Linked DNA regions of Homo sapiens: region 1 is linked to region 2. Evidence: read pairs that join two places in POLR2A ChIA-PET (ENCODE). Cell type or tissue: MCF 10A. All regions are shown on one strand. Links, peaks and the distances in the headings refer to the core of each region. The heading gives the core; the rest is flanking DNA. Region 1 overlaps FAM168B (family with sequence similarity 168 member B). Region 2 overlaps ARHGEF4 (Rho guanine nucleotide exchange factor 4).

Evidence for each region. ChIA-PET counts read pairs that join two places held together with the same protein. Peaks named below come from ENCODE experiments on the same cell type or tissue, not always from the same donor. Only the 100,000 strongest peaks of a DNase experiment are listed, where the experiment ranks them.
Region 1: POLR2A ChIA-PET joins it to region 2 with 5 read pairs; 9 of 35 experiments call an interaction of 5 or more read pairs at or near these places.

The regions. Positions count from the first base shown.
Region 1 is chr2:131,080,614-131,085,992 of GRCh38, forward strand. It overlaps FAM168B (family with sequence similarity 168 member B), which reads right to left. Exons shown (of 7, transcript NM_001009993.4): 2 at 1,964-2,044. The coding sequence starts at 2,033. Among named protein-coding and RNA genes, the nearest start is that of FAM168B, 10 kb to the right of the region's middle. In MCF 10A, for the core only: no CTCF peak of the experiment used is centred there; no DNase peak of the experiment used is centred there.
Region 2 is chr2:131,014,855-131,020,233 of GRCh38, forward strand. The region is part of intron 4 of ARHGEF4 (Rho guanine nucleotide exchange factor 4); the gene reads left to right. Among named protein-coding and RNA genes, the nearest start is that of SMIM39, 18 kb to the right of the region's middle. In MCF 10A, for the core only: no CTCF peak of the experiment used is centred there; a DNase peak (open chromatin) is centred at 2,527.

The DNA.
Region 1 (5,379 bases), core at 136-5,135, 66 kb after region 2:
TCAAAAAAATAAAAATAAAAGAGGTATAATCTTTATAATAAGCACTAAAAGAATAGTAAAAGAATTTTTTTTTTGAGACAGAGTCTTGCTCTGTCGCCCAGGCTGGAGTGCAGTGGCACGATCTCAGCTCACTGCAAGCTCCACCTCCCGGGTTCACGCCATTCTCCTGCCTCAGCATCCTAAGTAGCTGGAGATACAGGCGCCCGCCACCATGCCTGGCTAATTTTTTTTTGTATTTTTAGTAGAGACGGGGTTTCAGTGTTAGCCAGGATGGTCTCGATCTCCTGAACTCATGATCTGCCTGCCTCGGCCTCCCAAAGTGCTGGGATTACAGGCATGAGCCACTACACCCAGCCTGTCACTCCTTTTCTTACAGTTTCTCTACTCAGCCCTTCTGGAGAAGAGCTCCAGATGTTTCTTTACTGTTCTGTTTTCCTCCCTTTCCTTATGTTGCATTCTGGTTCTCTCTTAACCAGTGTCTTGTCTTGATATTAACCTGAAATTTGTTCATATGCCATTTTGTTTCATTTCTTAAAGTTCCAGCTAGTTCTTTTTTCTCAGCATCTTGTTCCCCTCTTATGTTTCTGATTCTTTCTTTTATATCTGCAATTCTTCTAAACTTGGCTATGTGACATAGCATCTACCTGATGGTTCTTCTCCTGCAGTCTGTCATGGCTGGTGCCTCTTACTTGATGGGAGGCATCCCATGCTAGCAGGCAGAACTTTGCCTGCAGGAAGCCCACGCAACCTGGGTTGTGAACATATGCCCCCACAGCAGTTCTGCATTCGCTGCTGTCAGGAGCCCCAGGAGTAACCAAGCCTGGAGACTATTTTTACGTTAATTTCTCAACTTCTGAACCCCTGGGGAGTATAATACAAGCTAGAGCCCCAAACATCTCTGAATGCTTACAAAGTCTTAGTAAAGATCTCCCGCTTCTCAGAGCCCAAGCATATAAACTTCCTTATGGGGCCACTGGACGACTAGACTGTTTAGTCTATCTCTTTGCTGAGAGTATCACCCTCCAGAGGGACGAGAATGACTGATAAGAAGTCTCACTCTCATTCCCTGTCGCAAGGGTCCTAATACTCAATCTCTATCCCCATGTGGGTTGTTAAAACCCACAAATAGCACATGTGCCCAGGACAGGCACGACATTAGTTCAAAGGCCAAGTTAGCTGGGTTTAACATGGCCTTCACATTTGACCCCAGATATCTCTCTTACCTCCTGCAAGTTCAGTTATACATTTGTAAAATGTTTTATTTCACTTTCTGAGAGTCTTAGCAACAAAGTTTTGGGGTTATCTCTTCTACCATATTATCAAAACCCAAAATGAAACTGTATCATTATAAATAACTACTCCTTGTGCAAAGTCACCGAAGGGAACAACCATTTGCTATTTTTGACCAACCAGCTCCTATCCCCTCAATATCCATTTCGCTGCAACCCTCACTTGCAGTCCATATTTGACTAGCTGACTCCACTAAAGGGATGTGGATCAGGCCTAAGTCAATCAGCAGACTCCCCTTTGTGGCCCAGGGATGGATGCTGAGTTTAATCAGAACAAAGCCCAGGACTGGTTTGAATAGAGAACAAGCAGTCCCATCAGGCTTTCCTGTAGAGTGGAGGTAAAGAGGCTCTTAGTGAGGGACTACTGGGAGGGGCCTGAACTTCAGAGACCACAATGAGAAGGAGTGGGACCTGTGACCAACACTAAGTTAATACTGAGGAAGCGAAGCTGAGACCAGGAGGTAGAGAAACTAGATCCTGGTCCCAACTGCTGGAGCCACTAGATCAAGTTTTGACCAAATCCAGTCCTATCATTTGATTTTTCACTTCCAGGTATTTTCTTTCTTGTCTAAGCCACTTTGAGCTGCGTTTGTCAATAGAAAGCATTCTTAGTGACATGAAAATATACCAAGTATTCAAAGTTCAAAAATGAAAACAAAATTTTACTTACTTACCTGGATAACCAATTCCTTTGGCATTTGCATAGGGAACCCCAGAAGATCCAGGACTATAAACAGGATTCATGATTTCAAAAACTAAAAGAAAAAAAAGGGAATTTAGCCAAGCACTTTTGCTCTCAGATTTTTCTCCAGTACCAGTCCCCAAAAAGCAGGTAGCTAGAGTCCTTTCTCTAGGCTGCTATAAAACAATGCATTTCATGCTGCCCCCAACCAGCGAAGAACAGAAAAGGGACACTCGATGTCCTAATGGGTGCCAAACCAGGGCATGATAAACTTTTTTTCACAATTCTCCTCAGTCCATCAGAAGCTAAGGAGTAAAAATTGTTAGCTATATGTCCACTAAAAGCAAGGGGAAAGGCCAGGTACGGTGGTGCACTCCTGTAATCCCAGCACTTTGGGAGGCCGAGGTGGGCAGATCACCTGAGGTCAGGAGTTTGAGACCAGCCTGGCCAACATGGTGAAACCCCATCTCTACTAAAAATACAAAAATTGGCCAGGCATGGTGGCTCGTGCCTGTAATCTTAGCACTTCGGGAGGCTGAGGTGGAGGAATCATGAGGTCAGGAGACCAAGACCATCCTGGCCAACATGGTCAAACTCCGTCTCTACTAAAAATACAAAAATTAGCTGGGTGTGGTGGCGCGTGCCTGTAATCCCAGCTACTCAGAACGCTAAGGCAGGAGAATCGCTTGAACCAGGTAGTCGGAGGTTGCAGTGAGCCAATATTGCACCACTGCACTCCAGCCTGGCGACAGAGCGAGACTCCGTCTCAAAAAAACAAAACAAAACAAAACAAAAACAAACAAAAATTAGCCAAGTGTGGTGACGCACACCTGTAATCCCAGCTACTTGGGAGGCTGAGGCACAAGAATCACTTGAATCCAGGAGGTGGAGATTAGCAGTGAGCCAAGCTCATGCCATTGCACTCCAACCTGGACAACAGAGCGAGACTTTGTCGCAAAAAAAACATGGGGAAAACCCTACAAGTAACCAAAATGTTCTTCTAACAGAGGATAGTTAAGTTAACCAAGACATATCCAGAACATGAAATATCACGCAGCTGCTTTTCAAGAAATGTTTAAAAACAGAATAATACAATGTTAAGTGAAAACAAAGTAGAGTATTATACTGCATCCTGCATTACACAGTATGATCCCATATAAACACCTATGTGTATAAAAATGTGCATCCCTGGCACAAACAGAAAAAAAGTCTGAAAAGAAATATATAAAAATATGAACAGTGATTGACTCTAGATGGGAGTGGATTTAGTGGTCCTTTTGCAATTTCCTGTATTTATTTATTTATTTATTTATTTATTTATTTATTTATTTATTTTCCCAGACGGAGTCTCGCTCTGTCGCTAGGCTGGAGTGCAGTGGCATGATCTCAGCTCACTGCAACTTTGCCTCCCAGGTTTAAGTGATTCTCCTGCCTCAGCCTCCCGCATAGCAGGGACTACAGGCGTGCGCCACCACACCCAGCTAATTTTTGTATTTTTAGTAGAGACGGGGTTTCACCATGTTGGCCAGGATGGTCTCATCTCTTGACCTCGTGATCCGCCCACCTCAGCCTCTCAAAGTGCTGGGACTGTATTTCTCCCCTCCGCCCCCCCCACCCCACCCCAAGACAGGGTCTTGCTCTGTTGCCCAGGCTGGAGTGCAGTGGCACAATCTCAGCTCACTGCAACCTTGACCTCCTGGGTTCAAGTGATTATCCCACCTCAGCCTCCCTAGGAGCTGGGACTACAGGTGTGGTGCCACCACATCTGGCTAAGTTTTGTATTTTTTTTTTTTTAAATAGAGATGAGGTTCCATCATGTTGCCCAGGCTGGTTTCAGACTGCTGGGCTCAAGATATCCACCCACCTCAGCTTCCCGAGTAGATGGGACTACAGGTGTGTGCCACCATGCCACTCTAGTTTCCTGTATTTCTTCAAAAACTTGTTAAGTTTTTTTTCCTAAGAAAGACTAACTGGTTACAGCCCAGCACCTCTATGAATCCATTCAATGTTTTATCATCCATGGATCTTTCTTTTTCCTGACAAGTTCAAGAACTTGCACAGCCACAACCAGGACTCTACCCCTCCCCAACAGAAGTACTGTTGGGAACTGATTCCCATTCAGCTCTCTAGTAAGCTCCTCTGAATCTTATCCAGGGTATTATTTACTTTTATTTATTTTTTAGACGTGGTCTCGCTCTGCCAGTCATAGCTCACTGCAGACTTGATCACCCAAGCTTAAGTGATCTTCCCACCTCAGCCTCCAGAGTAGCCAGGACTACAGGTGTGCATCGCCACGTCTGGCTCATTTTTAGTAGAGACAGAGTTTCACTACGTCACTCAGTTTGGTCTTGAACTCCTGAGTTCAAGTGATCCTCCCGCCTTGGCCTCCTAAAATGCAGTGTATTAAAGTGTAAGCTTTCACTATTCCTCATCTGGTAAATCACTCACTGACGTATGTGGTTATAAAGATTAAGGTGATCTTTAAGATTAAAACAGCATGTGTGGGGGTAGGGGGGTATATGGGAACTCTCTGTACCTTCTGCTCAATTTTGCTGTGAACCTAAAACTGCTAGACCTAAAAAAAAGTCTATTTTTAGGCTGAGTACAATGGCTCATGCCTGTATTCCCAGCACTGTGGGAGGATCGCTTGAGGCCAGGAGTTCAAGACCAGCCTGGGCAATATAATAAGGTTCCATCTCTGAAAAACATGTAATAAGTAACAAAACACAAAATGTGCATTTTATGTCTGTCTTCCCCACATCCCCATTTAGAATGTAGCCAAAACAAGCAGGGAACAGTTGCACTTGGTTCTGTTTAAAGGCAATATCTCCAGCATCAATAACAACATCTGGTACAAAATAGCTGCAACTACCTACCGACTTTCTAAAAAACAAATGCCTTTCAGAACACTCTAGGTGTCAAAATCCATTACGAAGACAAAATACAAAAAGAAACCACTTCAAATTTTCAGCTCATTTGTCTCATTTAGAATATTCACAACCAAGCAATCCTGTAGTAAGAAGAAAATATTAGGTCACATCCTTAGCCTCTGTAACAGGAAGTTCTGGATTAAATCAGGAATAAACTGGCAACTTTAGTAACTAAAACATTCATTACCTGAACTGTCTAATTTTTTTAAACTTCTAAACCAAATCCAAATGCCAGATTTGTCATGCCATTCACAACTACAGCTACGTGATAGGTCTTGACCAGCACTGACCAACAAAACTTTGTACAATGACCACATCCTTCTCCATCTGTGCTGTCCCCTACAGCAGCCGCCTGCCAAGAGTGCTGAGCATCTGAAAAGTAAGGCTAAATGAGGCTACTGTGAGATTGATCTTTTAGCTTTATTTAACTTCAACATAAGTAGTCACATGTGGCTAGTGGTTACTATACTGGACAGTG
Region 2 (5,379 bases), core at 297-5,296:
GGCAGCAAGGGGGTCCTCCTTGTGTAGGCAGAACGGCTAGAGACCCAGGGCAGGAGAGGTGTGGAGAGCGATGGGCACTGAGAGACGGGGAGCAGTTTTCCCCTGCCCTGGCTGCGGGTTGCCTGAGGGACCTCAGCATGTCTCACCTGTGTGTGAGCTGCGGGGCCTAGATCTGTGCGGCGCACCTAATGATACCTGCCTCACAGGTAGGCTGGAGTCACACACACAGCAGAAGGAGGGTTGTATGTTCTCAGAAAAAGTTATTTTCCCCCCACCAGGAAGAGAACTGGGAGACGAAGGAGCCTGAGAGAAGTTCAGTTTCTCCCAGGAGGGCCCAGACGCAGGTCTCTGCAGCAGAGCGCATTCCCACTTGGGACTGTAGATGGCTCAGGGTTTCTGTTGCCAAAGGAACAAAGCTCTCCAAATCTGAGGTTTTCAGTGAGCCGTTTGTACAACCTAAAAATTAAAAATCTGGAGCTGAGATGACTAAATGTAGTATTGGATCCTGAAACAGAAAAAGGCCATTTGGGAGAACCTGAGGAAATCTGAACAAAATCTGGACATCAGTGACTATCAGAGTCAGTGTTACTCCGTTCGCATGACAAATGTGCCATGCTAGTGTGAGACCTTATGGTCGGGGAGCCCTGGTGTGGGTGCCTGGGAACTCTGTGCTGGTTGACCGGTTGTTCTGTACATCTAAAACTGTTCTTTAAAAGTCTATCAAAAATAATCTTTTTAAAAAACAAAAGCTAGTCTGGGTGCAAGTGGCTCACGCTTGGAATCCCAGCACTTTGGGAAGCCAAGGGCGGATCACCTGAGGTCAGGAGTTCAAGACCAGCCTAGCGAACATGGCAAAACCCCATCTCTACTAAAAATAGAAACAAACTCAGTCCAGTGCAGAGAGCCCAGTGACCTGGCTGGCCGGCAAGCTTTGGCCCCTTGTGAGCGTGTGAAGAAACTTCACCTCTCTGGGCCCCAGCTTCCTCATCTGTAGAATGGACACATCATTTCGCCTTCCTTGTTCATGTCGCAAGGATGAAGTGAGAGGCCCCTGTAGGGCCACACCCGGACACGTATCCCAGTCCCGCAGCGCAGAGCCACTGGGGAGCCTGCACCTGCCGTTTTGCCCGGGCAGGGACCACATGCATGCCAGGGCTCCCCGGGAGCCTCACCTCTCACCCTCCTTCTTGCTTCTCACTCTACTCCAGCCACTCTGCAGTTCTTCCATGACCAGCAGCAACCCCACCCTCTTGCTTCTGGGACTAGATGCTGTCCCTGTTGCCTGGAACACTCTTCACCCCCCTTGCTACCCTGACACCTCCCAACGTGCCCCACCAGGATCTCCCAGGCCTGGTTGGGCCTCCTGTGCCTGTGGTTTCCCAGCATCATCACGCAACATTATTTGTTTAACTCCCTTATTTCCTGCCAGACCCCCATCACCTTCACATTGCATCCTCAGAACCCTGCGTGTGTCTGTGGCGCATACCCAATGGGCTCTGGATAAATACATTTGAGTGAATTCAGAAAGCAGTGAACCAATGCGCAGACGTGAACTGGAAGCACCTGGCTGTTTGGTGCTGGATGAACAGCCAGGCCGCCTGCACCCTGCCCAGTGCCCCCCATGCCCAGATTCCTGTTTCTACTCCAAGACTGTATGCCAGACTCTTTAGAGAAGTTTCTCAAAGGGCCCCAAGGCCATGTCAAAGACTGCATTGCCTGCATTTGCTGGAGCAGAGCTCAGTAAGTCAGTACTCACTTTGTTAATGGCTTTTGATGGACAGCAGTGGATCTCAAATTTGAGCATGCACCAGAGTCATCCAGAGGGCTATGCAGACACAACCTGGGGGCCCCACCCCAGAGTTTCTGATTCAGTGGGTCTGGGGACGGGTCTCAAGGATTTGCATCTCTACCAAGTTCCCTAAGTGCTGCTGCTGGTCTGGGGACCACACTTTGAGAACCACTGACTTGCAGGGCAGTAGGTCAGCATGGGAAAGAGATGCATAAGGAGGACATTCCTCCACCTCTCTCCCTGGGTGGGCAGAGCTACCTGCCTTCCCTTGTAAGGGGAAGCAGAAAATTGTTTGGCTGCTGTTCACCAGAGGCAAAGGCACCCTCACTGAGCATTTATCTAGAATCTAGAGCTCTTAGCTGCTGTGCTGTCTAAACACTGTTGGAATTTCAGAATGAATCAGAGACTGCTGACTTGTCTTCCTATAAAAAATTTAAAATCCAAAATCAAGACTGGCCTTTGTGTTGCTGGGCCATGTTGTTTTTGTTCATTTATTCACCTGCATACACCGTGGGGCACATGGTCCCATCCTTTAACGCTTTCCTATGAATTAGCTGTGTGAGACCCACAGTAGCTTTGTAAGAGAGTTTGAGCCCAGTCTAAGCAGACAAGTGACTGGCTCTCCCACTGGCTGTTTGCACAGAGCCTGGATCTCCTGGCTTCAGTCCCGGAGTCCTTCCCCCACCTTCACCTTCACTCCCTCTCCCACGAATGCCTGCTCAACCTTCCGTTCATGCAGTTGTGAAACCCTCAGGAAACACCTCCTCAATCCCACACCCTGTGCTGGGAGCTGGAATGTAAAATGATGAGTAAAAGTACTGGGAGACTCATGTTGAAACTCGCTTTTCTTTTCTCCCAGGCTGCAAATTTGCTAGATGAACAATCATTTTGTGAACTGCTGAGACCCCAGCTGGGACTACTGAAAAGCCAAGAAAAGTAGTGACTCCTACAAGAAATCTGTTTTATTCCCCTCGAGAGACCATTGCTTTTAAAATACCCCAGAAAAGAAAGTGTAGCAGCAAGACAGAGAGGGAGAGCAAGGGAAAGAGATGCCTTGCCTTTTAAGACATATACTATGCTATTCACGGATCAAATTATGTGATGTCTGGGACTTGTTTAAAATAGCAGAGAACTGAAAGAAATCAAAGAGGATCTAAATATGGAGAGAGATTCTGTGTTCATGGATGGGAGGGCTCAACAGAGTAAAGATTTCAGTTGTCTCCGAGTTGATACATAGGTTTAATGTAATTCCTATCAAAATCTCAGCAGGATTTTTTTCTAGCTATAGACAAGATTATTCTAAAATTTATATGGAAAGGCAAAGGAACAGGAATAGCTAAAACAGGAGGCCAGGGGAGGAAACAAAAAAGAATAGCTAAAACATTTCTGAAAAGAGGAATTAAGTAAGATGAACCACTCTACCAAATTTCAAGAATTATTTTATACCCACAGAAAACAAGACTATTTGGTATGAGAGGTGGATGAACACATTGATCAATGGGACAGAATAGAAAATCCAGAAATAGTGCCAAACAAGTACAGCCAACCAGTTGTTTAAACAATTGTGGTATAATCCACATGCCATTGTTATTTTCATATTTTGTTATTCTTGTTGTTTTTGTAATGACCATACTAAGGATGAACTGGCATACCGCTGTGATTTTTATTTGCATTTCCCTAATGATTAGTGATGTCGTATGTCCTTATTTATATGCTATTGACCATTCGTATGTCTTCTTTGAAGAAATGTCTATTCAAATCCTTTGCCTATTTTTGAGTTGGGCTAGTTTTTGAGTTTTTTGTTTGTTTTGTTTTTTGAGTTGTGGGAGTTTTTCAAAAATGTATTCTGGATGTTATTCCCTTATCAGATATATGATTTGCAGATATTTTCTTCCATTCTATGGGTTGCCTTTTCTCTCTTGATACTGTCCTTTAATGCACAAAAGATTTAAATTTTGATACAGTTCAATTTACCTATTTTTTTCCTGTTGCCTGTGCTTTTGGTCTTATATCCAAGAAATTATTTACAGATTCACTGCTGTAAAGCTTTCCCCTGTTTTCTTCTAAGAGTATTATAGTTTTAACTTTTATATTTAGGACTTTGTCCATTTTGAGTTAATTTTTATGTGTGTTAGGTAAGGGTTTAACTTCATTATTTTGCATTTGGATATCCAGCTTCCCAACACTGTTCGCTGTAAAGACTGTCTTTTCCCTCACAGTGTTAGCACCTTTGTCGAAAATCAATTGACCACATATGGGAGGGTTTATTTCTGGATCCTCTATTCAGTTCTATTGGTCTATATATCTATCCTTATGCCATTTCCACATTATTTGATTATTGTGACTTTGTAGTAAGTTTTGAAATCAGGAAATGCGGGTCCTCCAACTTTGTTTTTTTCAAAATAATTTTGGCTAGTCAGGACCCCTTGAGATTCCATGTGAATTTTAATGATGAATTTTTCTATGTGTGTAAAAAAATGCCACTGGGGCTGGGCGCAGTGGCTCATGCCTGTAATCTCAGCATTTTGGGAGGCTGAGGTGGGTGGATCACCTGAGGTTGGGAGTTCGAGACCAGCCTGACCAACATGGAGAAACCCTGTCTATACTAAAAATACAAGATTATCTCGGTGTGGTGTCACATGCCTGTAATCCCAGCTACCTGGGAGGCTGAGGCATGAGAATCGCTTGAACCCGGGAGGCGGAGGTTGCCGTGAGCTGAGATCGTGCCATTGCACTGCAGCCTGGGCAACAAGAGTGAAACTCTGTCTCAAAAAAAAAAAGTCATTGGATTTTTATAGGAATGCATTGAATACACAGATTGCTTTAGGTGGTATTGTCATCTTAAATATATTAAGACTTTCAATTTATGAACATGGGACGTCTTTCTTTGCTTTTTTTTTTTTCCAGCAATGTTTTGTAGCTTTTATTCTACACATCTTTGGCCTCCTTGGTTAAGTTTATTCCTAAGTATTTTATTCTTTGGTTTTTGTTTTTGTTTTTGTTTTTTTGAGATGGAGTCTCGCTCTGTCGCCCAGGCTGGAGTGCAGTGGCGCGATCTCGGCTCACTGCAAGCTCCGCCTCCCGGGTTCATGCCATTCTCCTGCCTCAGCCTCCTGAATAGCTGGGACTACAGGCGCCTGCCACCACGGCCGGCTAATTTTTTTGTATTTTTAGTAAAGACGGGGTTTCACTGTGTTAGCCAGGATGGTCTCGATTTCCTGACCTCGTGATCCGCCCGCCTCGGCCTCCCAAAGTGCTGGGATTACAGGCGTGAGCCACCATGCCTGGCCAGTATTTTATTCTTTTTAATGCTATTGTAATGAAATTTTCAAAAGTTTCCTTTTCAGATTACTCATTGCAAATATACAGAAATAAAACTGATTTTTGTGTGTTAATTTATATTCTGTAGCCTTGCTGAATTTTAGTAGCTTTAATAATTTTATTGTGGATTCTTTAAGGTATGCTACATGTAAGAAGATGTCATCTGCAAACAGATAATTTTATTTTTCCTTTTCAATGTGGATGTCCTTTATTCTTTTTCTTTATTTTATTTTATTTATTATACTTTAAGTTTTAGGGTACATGTGCAC